Regions from separate parts of the Homo sapiens genome. Here regions 2 and 3 are each linked to region 1. Evidence: chromatin contacts called from ENCODE Hi-C or POLR2A ChIA-PET data. All regions are on one chromosome and are shown on one strand. Each heading gives the region's core, a stretch centred on a gene start or an enhancer-like site at or near the end of the contact. The rest is flanking DNA. Distances are from core to core; before and after follow the strand shown.

Region 1 (3,128 bases), core at 387-2,886:
CACAGGCATGAGCCACCAAGGCTGGCCCCCCACAGGTTCTCTTTTCCCATTCCTAGAGGTCCCTTCACTACCCTTCTAGCCCCTGAACCCCTGAGAACAAGGATTGAGTTTCTCCTACTCTGTCCCCCTCTCAGAATCTCCTGACACCATGGAAGTCACGGGTATTGGGTGCCTGCATGTGCTAGAAGCCACCCTGCTCACCATCACACAGATTCATCTAATCTGTCAATAACACGATCTGATGAATATTACTAGTTCGTTTTACAGACGACAACACCGAGACTTGGGAGTTGACTTGATGTTACTGAGAAAAGGTCACATCCTTAGTAAGTGGCAGCAGCACGGGACTCACATCAATATGGGTGACCCCCGGACTCAAGTTCCTTCCACTGGTCAAGCCACATTCCCTGTAAGGTGCTGCTTCTAGAACAAGGGGGCAGAAGCTGGGGGCATCTCAGCCTTGCCCTCACACTGATTCCTACTGGGCTGCCTGAGGCCAGGCCAGTCAGACGCTGGGGAATCAAGGGGCTCTGTGCTTGCAGGGCCACAGGAGGGCCCGGCCCCAAGTATCCCAGTCCCCATACCCACCCTCGCCCCTGCTGGTAAGTTCGTTAAGACAGAGAGGCCTGAGGAAGGCATGTGGTGCTGGCAGCCAAACAAAGGGGGTCTGCGATCAGCCAGACACTTCCTCACTGGCATAAAGACCTACTTCCCCCCCAGACACAGCCCCCGGCCACTAGGACCCCAAAGAATGCCTGGAATGCCGTGGGGCCAGACAGTCTCCAGGCTCCTGCAGACAGAGGAGAGGCTGCCTTTGTGCCCAGAGGACTGACCGCAGGCTAGAAAGGTCACTCTCTGACCTGTGACCTTGCCCTTTCACCCCAGTCCCTGGGAGTAGCTGAGCTTCCCTCCTTAGGACCCACAGTGTCCCTTCCGTGCCAGTGGAACCTGACCCCAAGTTTGCAGCAGCTTCAAGAAAGAGGAGATGAGTTCCAATGATGCAGATGTGGCTCCCACAGCTGGCCCCCAGCACCGAGGGGGAACTCAACGTCCCCAGGGGCTCTCTGGAGGTCATTTGAACAGTCAGTCCCCTAGGAGGGCAGCTCCAGCCCCCTCCTCACCTGCTCCTCTAGGGCTGGTCTCGCTCAGTGCCTCAGGACCACCCCCACCACCCCTGACCTGCTGACTGCCCAGACTGTCCTAGAAGCTAAGGGCCTAGAACAAAAGAGAAATGAATCCCTATACTCAGGGCCATTCTAGCTGGAGACAGACACAAACCCAAGTCAGTTCTAGCAGGAGAAAGAGCCTCACAGGAGGAGAAAGGTGGTGCTGGGGGGTGCGGGGTAGGGGGCTGCAGTCTCACACGTGGTCAGGAATGACTTAGAGGAGGGCGGGAAGGAGTCCCGTGGCTACCTGGGGAAGAACATTCTAGGAAAAAGGAGCAGCAAGTGCAGAAACCCCAGTCTGTTCAGGGAACAGCAAGAAGAGCAGGGTCAGCACGTGGTGGGGGTTCCTAGGAGCTGGAGCCGGGCGGGTAATGGAGGAAGGGGCCAAGCCTGGGCCGCCGTCAGGCTTCAGTGTTCACTCGGGGTGAGATGGAAGCCCTGTCAGGTTTTAAGCAGAGCAGCAACAGGATCAGACTTGTGGCTTGTAACTGGGCCCTTTGTCTGGGGACTAGACAGGAGGTGAGGGAGGAGGTGACAGGAACCAAATCAGGAGGCTCCCAGGCCTGCCATGGCCCAGCCATGCTGACACATCTGCCTGTCTGTGGCAGCAGCTCCTGGAAGGAGCTCAGGGCCCAGGGCTGGGCAGCTGCCCAGGCCACATCCCATTCCACACTCACCGTGATAGGCCAGGCCCTGTGTTGGGGACAGGATGGAGAACCATAAGACATAGTGCTTATCTCGAAGAGTTCCCACCTGATGAGGGACAGGCAGATCTTGGCAGCCTCTCCCAGCTCTGAGCCCCAGAGCTCAGTTGGGACCTCCCAAGGGACTCATCAGCATCCTCTCTACTGCTGGCAAGGAGATTGCCCTCGAGGCCGTCTTGGTCACTCCAAAGCTTAGCCCACAGCCTGGTCTGTGGCTTGAGGTCCCAGTGGGCTGGAGACTCTCTGGGGTAAGCAGAGTACTGGTCGACTTCGGGCACCAATGAGCCCGGCAGCTAGGAATGACATGATCAGCAGGACTGACAGTGGCCCTACAGCTCAGCCGCAGCCCAGCCCAGCCTGCCTGGGCCTTGTTCCCGGGTAGCCAAAAGAATGGAGGCAGGAGAGAGAGAGAGAAAGGGAGGCCCATGTCCCACCACCCCCAAAAGGCAGAGAAACATGTTTAGCCTGTCTGTGACTCACTCTTCCTTACAAGAAAACTTTTTGTTTTTTCCTTCAAAATCGCAGACTTCCACCTTCAGACAATAACGTGTCCTCAGGAAGTTACGTATTTTGTTTTTCTGTGCAAGCTGCTGGGGCTTTTGTTGTTTTAGAAACGTCTGCTGTAATTGGGCCTGTGGACAGACTGTGGCTGCCTCTCAGAACAGGCTGACTCCTACATAGGGTGGCCAAATTTGACAAAGAAATATATCAGACACCCAACTAAATTTGAGTTTTAGATGAACAACAAATTCTTATTTTAGTCTAAGTATTTCCCAGGCAATATTTGAAACATACTCAGGCTAAAAAAATTCATTGATCTGAAATTCAAATGTAACCAGTATTTTACTTGGCAACCCTTCCCCTAAGTCCACCAACAAACCCACAGCCATGCCTCTCTCGGTCACCAGCCCCACTGGTTCCCAGTGTCCTCCTGATCCTCCGACTCCATTGATCCCAGTGAGTCTCCCAACCATTGGCCTGTGCCCTTGGAGTTGGGCACAGGGGACCTCAAGTCACAGGCCAGGCTGTGGGCTAAGTTCTAGAGTATCCAGGAAGCCCAAGCCTCACACATTCCCTGAACCTTGCCCTGCTTCCCATTTGCCCCACCGCCTCTCTCTACTTTCCAGAAAAGGCAGGCAGGTGCTGCTCCCCAGCCCCCAACAGTCTCCCTCCCTGGGATCAGGACCCTCTGCCTGGTCATTCATAGGAGTCCCTCTGGGCTGCCCCCAGCCCTGCCCAGGGCTTTTCTGGCCTCAGC
Region 2 (3,128 bases), core at 235-2,734, 72 kb before region 1:
AGCTGCCTCTGCAGGGAAGGTGATCCTACCATCATTTGGAGATGAGGAAATGGAGGTTCAGAAAATCAAGCAGCTTGTCCAAGGTCACAGGGCTGCTGAGAGACAGAGTCAAAGTTTGAAACCATATCTGTTGATCCCCAAAGTTCAGGCTCTTTTCTTGTGGATGGTGATGGCCTGGGTCACACTTCATAATAGTACTGCCCTCCTTGGAGGATCCAGCAGTGCCCTGCTTCTGTTAGAATTGCAAATGAGAACCCTCCGACCAGACTGAGCATTGGCCTGCCCCACTCCAGGGCCAAAGAGATTACCACCTTCTGGGGCTCTAGTCTGACCCTTGTTCCTCAGCTGAGGCCCCTCACAGCCTGGGGAATGAGGGCCCTGAAATTGTGTCTCTCCTATAGCAGAGAAATAATAATACAATACTCATAGGTAAACTATAAAATAATAATAATAATAATAATGCAGAACAGTAATAATAGCTAATGTAGTACTAGGCATTGCTCTAAACTTTCTAAATATCCATCCATCTAATCGTTTAACTATTCTAGTACTAGTAACATTGCCCCCTTTAGATGAGAAAACTGATGCACAAAGCATTTAACTAACTGGCCCAAAGTCACACAGCTAGAAAGGGACAGAACCAAGATCCAAAATCCATTAATCTTCATTTTTTTTTTTTTTTTTGCTCTGCTGCCCAGGCTGGAGTGTAGTGGCACAATGTCAGTGACATGATCACAGCTCACTGCAGCCTCGACCTCCTGGGTTTGAACAATCCTCCCGCCTCAGCCTCCCGAGTAGCTGAGACTTCAGGTACATGCCACCATACCCAGCTAAGTTTTGTATTTTTTGTAGATATGAGGTTTCACCATGTTACCCAGGCTGGTCTCAAACTCCTGAGCGCAAGCAATCCCCCAGCCTCGGCCTCCTGAAGTGCTGGTATTACAGGCACGAGCCACTGCACCTGGCCCAATTTTTTGTTTTGTTTGTTTTCTGGCTACTTATCCCCAAGTTCTAAGAGCCTGTGCACTTGATTTCTGTCTAACTCCCCCAAAGCAAGTTAGCACTTGTGGTACTTACCATGCGCTGGACATTGTTAAAAGTATTAGATTAGTGCAAAAATAATTGCGGTTTTTGACATTACTTTAAAATATATTAATATACTAAATATTAATTGTTCTGAGACAAATTTAAGAAGTAGAGGAGCTCCCTTATTACCTTTAAAAGTCTCATTTTAAAGATAGGGAGTCTAAGCACAGAAAAGCCAAATCACTGTCTGAGGTCACACAGCGTTTACATAAATGGCAGAGGTAGAATTTGAACCCACGCATACTGACTCTAGAGTTTATACTCATAAACATTTACTATATTAACAGAGAGGCTCTGAGATTCCAATGCCCTCATTATACATTCCCTGTTTCTAGAGAAGAGCCCAAGAATCCCCAAGGGGCATTTTGGCATTCACTGGAGCAAGAACAACTGGTCATCCCTGATTCCTACTCTTCTGTTGTTGAGGAGCTAGTCGTTGCCTGGTGACTCACTGTGCTGGGAGGGACAGACTAGCCTTTACTGTCCAGCTAATGTCCCTGGTGGCATGCCACCACCCTCCAGGTGTGGGGGTGGCTGAGCTCCAGGATGAGTGAGTCCACTCTGGGTTTGGGGTGGGGCAGTGGTGTGGGGGCAGAGACGTTCAGGGGACAGACTACACGGAGCCCCTCTCCCACTTTCTACCTCATTAGGATGAAAAGACAAAAGCAATTCCAAGCAAATGTAGCAGAAGTTGTCCCCCTAGTTCTGCTCATGTCCTGGCAAAGAGTGCGGACTGAGCCTGCTGACTCATGGCACTCTAGTTCAGGTCTCCCACTAGAAGACAAAGCAGGGTCAGGGCACACAGTGTTGCCCTCAGGACACCATGAAGCTCAAGGAAGCCTGGAGCGGTGGCTGGCTGAGGAGCAGGCCGCTGCTAGGCAGCTTTGTGCGTTTCGTGACTTTGCTGGAAATGCATCAAACGCTTGGCAAAAACACTTCCTCCTCCAGTGACAGGCACTCACGTTTCAGAAGGCATCAAATTGCTCTGAAAGGTGACAATAGCACCTGTCAACTTCTGCACATAGAACACTGTTTTCTACTGCAAGAATGTTTTTCTTGATCTTCTGGAACTGTATAGACTGCAGACCAAGCATCATCCATGTCCTGAAGCCCAGCTGGGTGGCGGATGGGACATGGGAGGGCAGGACAATGTCTGCAGAGGTGGTGGAGAGCACGGGGGAGCGGTGCCTTCTCAGCACTCCATTTGCCGGGTGGGGTAGGAGGGGAGGGTGAGGGTTCTGGGACATTCTTGAGCCCCAGGCACAGCTGCGAAGGGCAGTAGCTGCAGAGCCCCCGCATGGGGCTGAGCGTGGCCTCTCCTTCCTTGGGCTGAGTGGACAACCTCCTGCTCCCTCAGCTATATTGCTGGCTGGGGTTGGCAGAGGCCAGGCACTCAGTCCTCATCCACAGCGAGGTGTGAGTAAGTGGAGAGGGGGAAGCTGGCTTCCAAGGTGAAGAACAACGGGGACAGAAGTGCAGAGGCGGCGTGGTGCCTGGTGCTTTCGGGGGACTGAAAAGAGGACACGTTTATTATTTTGATGCATTTGTGACTTAAGCTGAACTCCTTCCTATGGGCAATGCTGCTGAAATAGGGGATGTGTGTAGGGCAGCTGTGGCAAAAGTGAATGCTGAGGAAGTCGGGAAGGGCTTTGAGCTAGGTTGGGACAGGAGCAGGAGGTGAGTCCACCTGCAGGGTGGAGGAAAGCTGGATGGGCGTGCACACTGGGGGCTGACCAGTGGCCCGGGGAGGCCGTTATGGGCTGAACAAGGAACAGAGTGGAGAGAGTGGAGGGAATGGAAAGGGGGACGCAGCAGGAGCCCCAGTGAATCTGAGAATCTAGGGTGTGCTGCTCCCCTCAGCCTGAGCTCAACAAAATGCTCCAGGCTTTCCCCTCCCCTGTTAGGAGCTTGGTGGACCCCCACGTCTGGCTTATGCTCTATTGCAGTGACAAGAGGCCTAGTGGAAATGACTGTTGGGTGTAGAAATGGTGACGATACTTCCTACTGGATGCCCTGAAGATTGGGGAAGATGGAGCATCACC
Region 3 (3,128 bases), core at 445-2,944, 66 kb after region 1:
TGCTCTAGGAAGCTGTAACAGGTGACAGGTGTACCGGCGCTCCTGGAGGGAGGTAAAGTCATAGTGTGCACATCACAGTGACTGATATTTGCATAACAACTATAGGAAGTGGAAAAGCTGCCTTTTATATTCATATTTCAACTGTTGGTTAAATACACAAAGACCTCTTTAGAGCAAAGTGAATCTGAAATAGTGATAACATTTTACAAAGGAACTTTCCTGTAGTGCTCCATCTCATTTTATCCTTTCAGCCACTGGGCCTCTACTTTACCCCTACTCTACAAAGAAAGAAACAGGCTTGGAGAAGTACAGCAACGCACTCAGCGTCCGCCAGCTGAGTGGCAGAAAGGGGATTTGAACCTGGGACTGCCCATCTTTAACCCTGCTCTGGGGGTAGCCACACATCCTGGGGGTTTCCAGCTGCCCCACTCACTGTCAAACCATACTCTAAGGGGCCCTCGCCTTCTGCAAAGCTGCCCAGGGCTACCCCAGGAAGTGGGGCTGAGGCTGGAGGGACAAAGATCCAGTCCTCACTTGTCCCAACCAGGGGAAATCCTACTTCAGCCTGTTTTATGTACTGGGATTCTGGATGATATTTCTCTTGAGCCAAAGGTTTTGCTACTGAATTTAAAAAGCAGAAACCACTGGTACATCTGTTGTTCCTAACAGCCCATTCATTCAGGCAGGACTTTGTGCAGTAATCTGTTTTTTTGTTTGTTTGGTTTCTGTTTTGTTTTGTTTTTGAGATAGAGTCTCAGTTGCCCAGGCTGGAGTGCAGTGGCACAATCTCAGCTCACTGCAACCTCCGCCTCCCAGGTTCAAGCGATTCTCCTGCCTCAGCCTCCTGAGTAGCTGGGATTACAGGCGTGCCCCATCATACCCAGCTAATTTTTGTATTTTTAGTAGAGACAGGGTTTCACCATGTTGACCAGGCTGGTCTTGAACTCCTGATCTCAAGTAACCTGCCCACCTCAGCTGCCCAGAGTGCTGGGATTACAGGCGTGAGCTGCTGCGTCCGGCCACGGCAGTAATCTGGATGGGGAAATGCAGTTGGCATGCACACTGTGCTGCTGTGATCACTGTGACAGCCTGGGTGGAGTGCCGCCTGCGTGACGCTGCAGGGCAGCTGTGGCACCTGCCTCCTCCTTTCCTTATGGCTTTGGGTCCCCAGCCAGGCCAGGGCTAAGTGCTGCACAGGTGCAGGGTGAGGTCGGGCCCAGCCATCCTGGCTCGTGGCCCCCACATGAACCCCAGGATGGCACAGCAGAGAACTCGTCCAGCAGGTGGGTCAGCAGACGAGGGAAAGCCCAGCCCGAGCAGGAGTTGCTGGGGAGCAGACAGTACCGGAAGTGCCTTCTGGACACGCCCTGTCCTCAGCCCCCTGTGGGCGGCAGACTGTGGTGACGGCTGACCTGCCACTCTCCACACCTGTTTCCTTTCTGGCATTTCCAACACTTTAACAGAATTTGGTTTCTGGGAATTCTCAAACAGGAGCTTGCGGAAGAACCAACTCAAGAGCTTGTTAAAACACAGATTCTGGGGGCCCTACCCAGATCTGAGGGGGGCCTGGAATCTCTATCTCTGCCAAGCTTTCAGTGGCCCAGAATCCCTAGGTGGTCTCTGTTGCACTGGTGGCATCAGGGGAGCCCTGGGTGCCCAGGCTCAGGCTGGAATGAACAAAGAGGTGCCAGGCCCATGCGCAGTGGTCGGGATATTTAGCAAGAGGCACCCTCGGGGAAGCAGCTCCAGGGCACCTCAGGAGGTGGGACTGAGGCCCTGCTGTCCCCACAGAGCTCCCCTCCACGGCTCACCTTAAGGGACTGTCTTGCTGCTAAATCTTGGGTTAGCAAATCTGGGAGCACCTGGCAATGTGCCAGGAGCATTCAAAACCACAGAATCATTCCAGAGAAGTGATTTCATCCAAATATAGAGTAAGATATTATTTTTATACTAAAATACATGTGGTTGTTTTATGAAAGATGAAGCAAAATCCATATTAAAAAACAACCATAAAACGTGGCATTCCAGAGAAACATCCAGCTTCACCACGGAGGCCACAGCACGGGGACCCGGGTGTGGGCTCCCCCTTCCAGGGAGTCTGGGAAGACCAGCTTTGCAGGCAGGTGCATTTGTTCATACAGGAGCCAGCCTGTCCCAAGGACGCTGTGAGTCCTCAGGGACCCAGGGCCTGGAGGGGGTCCCTGTGTGCAAAAGAAGAGGTGGGAGGAGTGGGCCCTGAGGGCGGGGGTGGGCAGGGCTTAGAAAAGCAGAGGGGCCTCCCAACAGAGGGGCTTCAGCCCTTAGAGAACCTTTTACTGGAATGGTACCCCAAAGCCCCCAGAAGCAGCTTCAGGGACCTTGCTCTGGGGCACGTATATAGGGGAAGGCTCCATAGAATAAAAGCTTTGTATATGTAGAAGTTCCTCAGGTTATTGCCTGTAATAGCAAAAACCTACAGAAAACCCCGCCACGCCCACAAGCAAGGGCCTGGTAATGCCACTTACAGCCCATCGAGCTGAGAAACCAGCAGAGGAAGGAGGGAGAGTGCAGCTATTGATCTGGAAGGACCTAGAACATGTAAGCTGGAAAAAAGCAAATTCCAGAACGGCACACAAGACAATCTCATTTTGGCAGTAAGATGTGAATATTCAAAGGTGCATTCAGAAATTCACAGGGAAAGGACTTTTATCTGTGTTTGCAATTTTTCTATACTAATTGTGTGTTATTTGAGTCACAATGAAAAAGGTTTCCCGCAGAGGATTTCCAGCATAAGGCAGAACTATTAGGGTAGAATGTCAATTTTCTCAGCACCGTGACATTCTAAAATAGAAACTTAAATACAAAACAGGGGCGACATGGAGCAGCAATCGGGACAGACCATAGGGTGGAAAAGCAGAGTACGAAAAGGCACGTGCATTGTGCCTGCGGTTGCATGGATGCTGCTGGGACGGGGTCAGAAGAGAGCCCCAGCAGATGGAGAGAGCGGTGGTGTTGGGATGGGCCGAGGTGAGGGCTTTTTCTATCTTTAATTGCTCTCTAATGGTGTAATAACGCTCTCTTGTCCCTAATCAAAACCAGGTTTAAAAGACAAAGAAAAGCCAGGCCGGCCTGGGCTCCGGCTTTGTGCT

Evidence for each region. A loop is a pair of places that touch in the nucleus more often than their neighbours do. ChIA-PET counts read pairs that join two places held with the same protein, here RNA polymerase II (POLR2A). Pooled maps may share reads with other maps.
Region 2: a pooled map shows a loop between it and region 1 (5-fold over the local background). The contact joins two enhancer-like sites. A Hi-C loop is called at or near these places in 2 of 168 maps with a recorded cell type or tissue (MCF 10A and PC-9), 17 of 37 single-sample maps with no recorded cell type and 11 of 50 pooled maps. POLR2A ChIA-PET finds 5 or more read pairs at or near these places in 6 of 52 experiments (HEK293, HepG2, OCI-LY7 and 3 more).
Region 3: a map of endothelial cell of umbilical vein shows a loop between it and region 1 (5-fold over the local background). The contact joins two enhancer-like sites. A Hi-C loop is called at or near these places in 9 of 168 maps with a recorded cell type or tissue (HepG2, PC-9, ascending aorta and 6 more), 5 of 37 single-sample maps with no recorded cell type and 19 of 50 pooled maps. POLR2A ChIA-PET finds 5 or more read pairs at or near these places in 5 of 52 experiments (H1, HEK293, HepG2 and 2 more).

Annotation. Positions count from the first base shown.
Region 1 is chr2:20,566,880-20,570,007 of GRCh38, forward strand. It overlaps a transcript of HS1BP3 not described here. Among named protein-coding and RNA genes, the nearest start is that of HS1BP3-IT1, 24 kb to the right of the region's middle. Within about 2 kb of position 1,637, at least 10 of the 41 ENCODE cell types and tissues checked have a DNase peak (open chromatin) inside an H3K27ac peak, as active enhancers do; they include PC-9, where a contact is called at or near this core.
Region 2 is chr2:20,494,752-20,497,879 of GRCh38, forward strand. All of the region lies in intron 1 of LOC107985856 (a long non-coding RNA gene), which reads right to left. Among named protein-coding and RNA genes, the nearest start is that of RHOB, 49 kb to the left of the region's middle. Within about 2 kb of position 1,485, at least 4 of the 41 ENCODE cell types and tissues checked have a DNase peak (open chromatin) inside an H3K27ac peak, as active enhancers do; they include PC-9, where a contact is called at or near this core.
Region 3 is chr2:20,632,802-20,635,929 of GRCh38, forward strand. The region is part of intron 4 of HS1BP3 (HCLS1 binding protein 3); the gene reads right to left. It overlaps LOC124907740 (a long non-coding RNA gene), which reads right to left. Exons shown (of 2, transcript XR_007086243.1): 2 at 1,915-2,201. Among named protein-coding and RNA genes, the nearest start is that of HS1BP3, 17 kb to the right of the region's middle. RefSeq lists an enhancer at 2,943-2,992. Within about 2 kb of position 1,695, at least 21 of the 41 ENCODE cell types and tissues checked have a DNase peak (open chromatin) inside an H3K27ac peak, as active enhancers do; they include PC-9, where a contact is called at or near this core.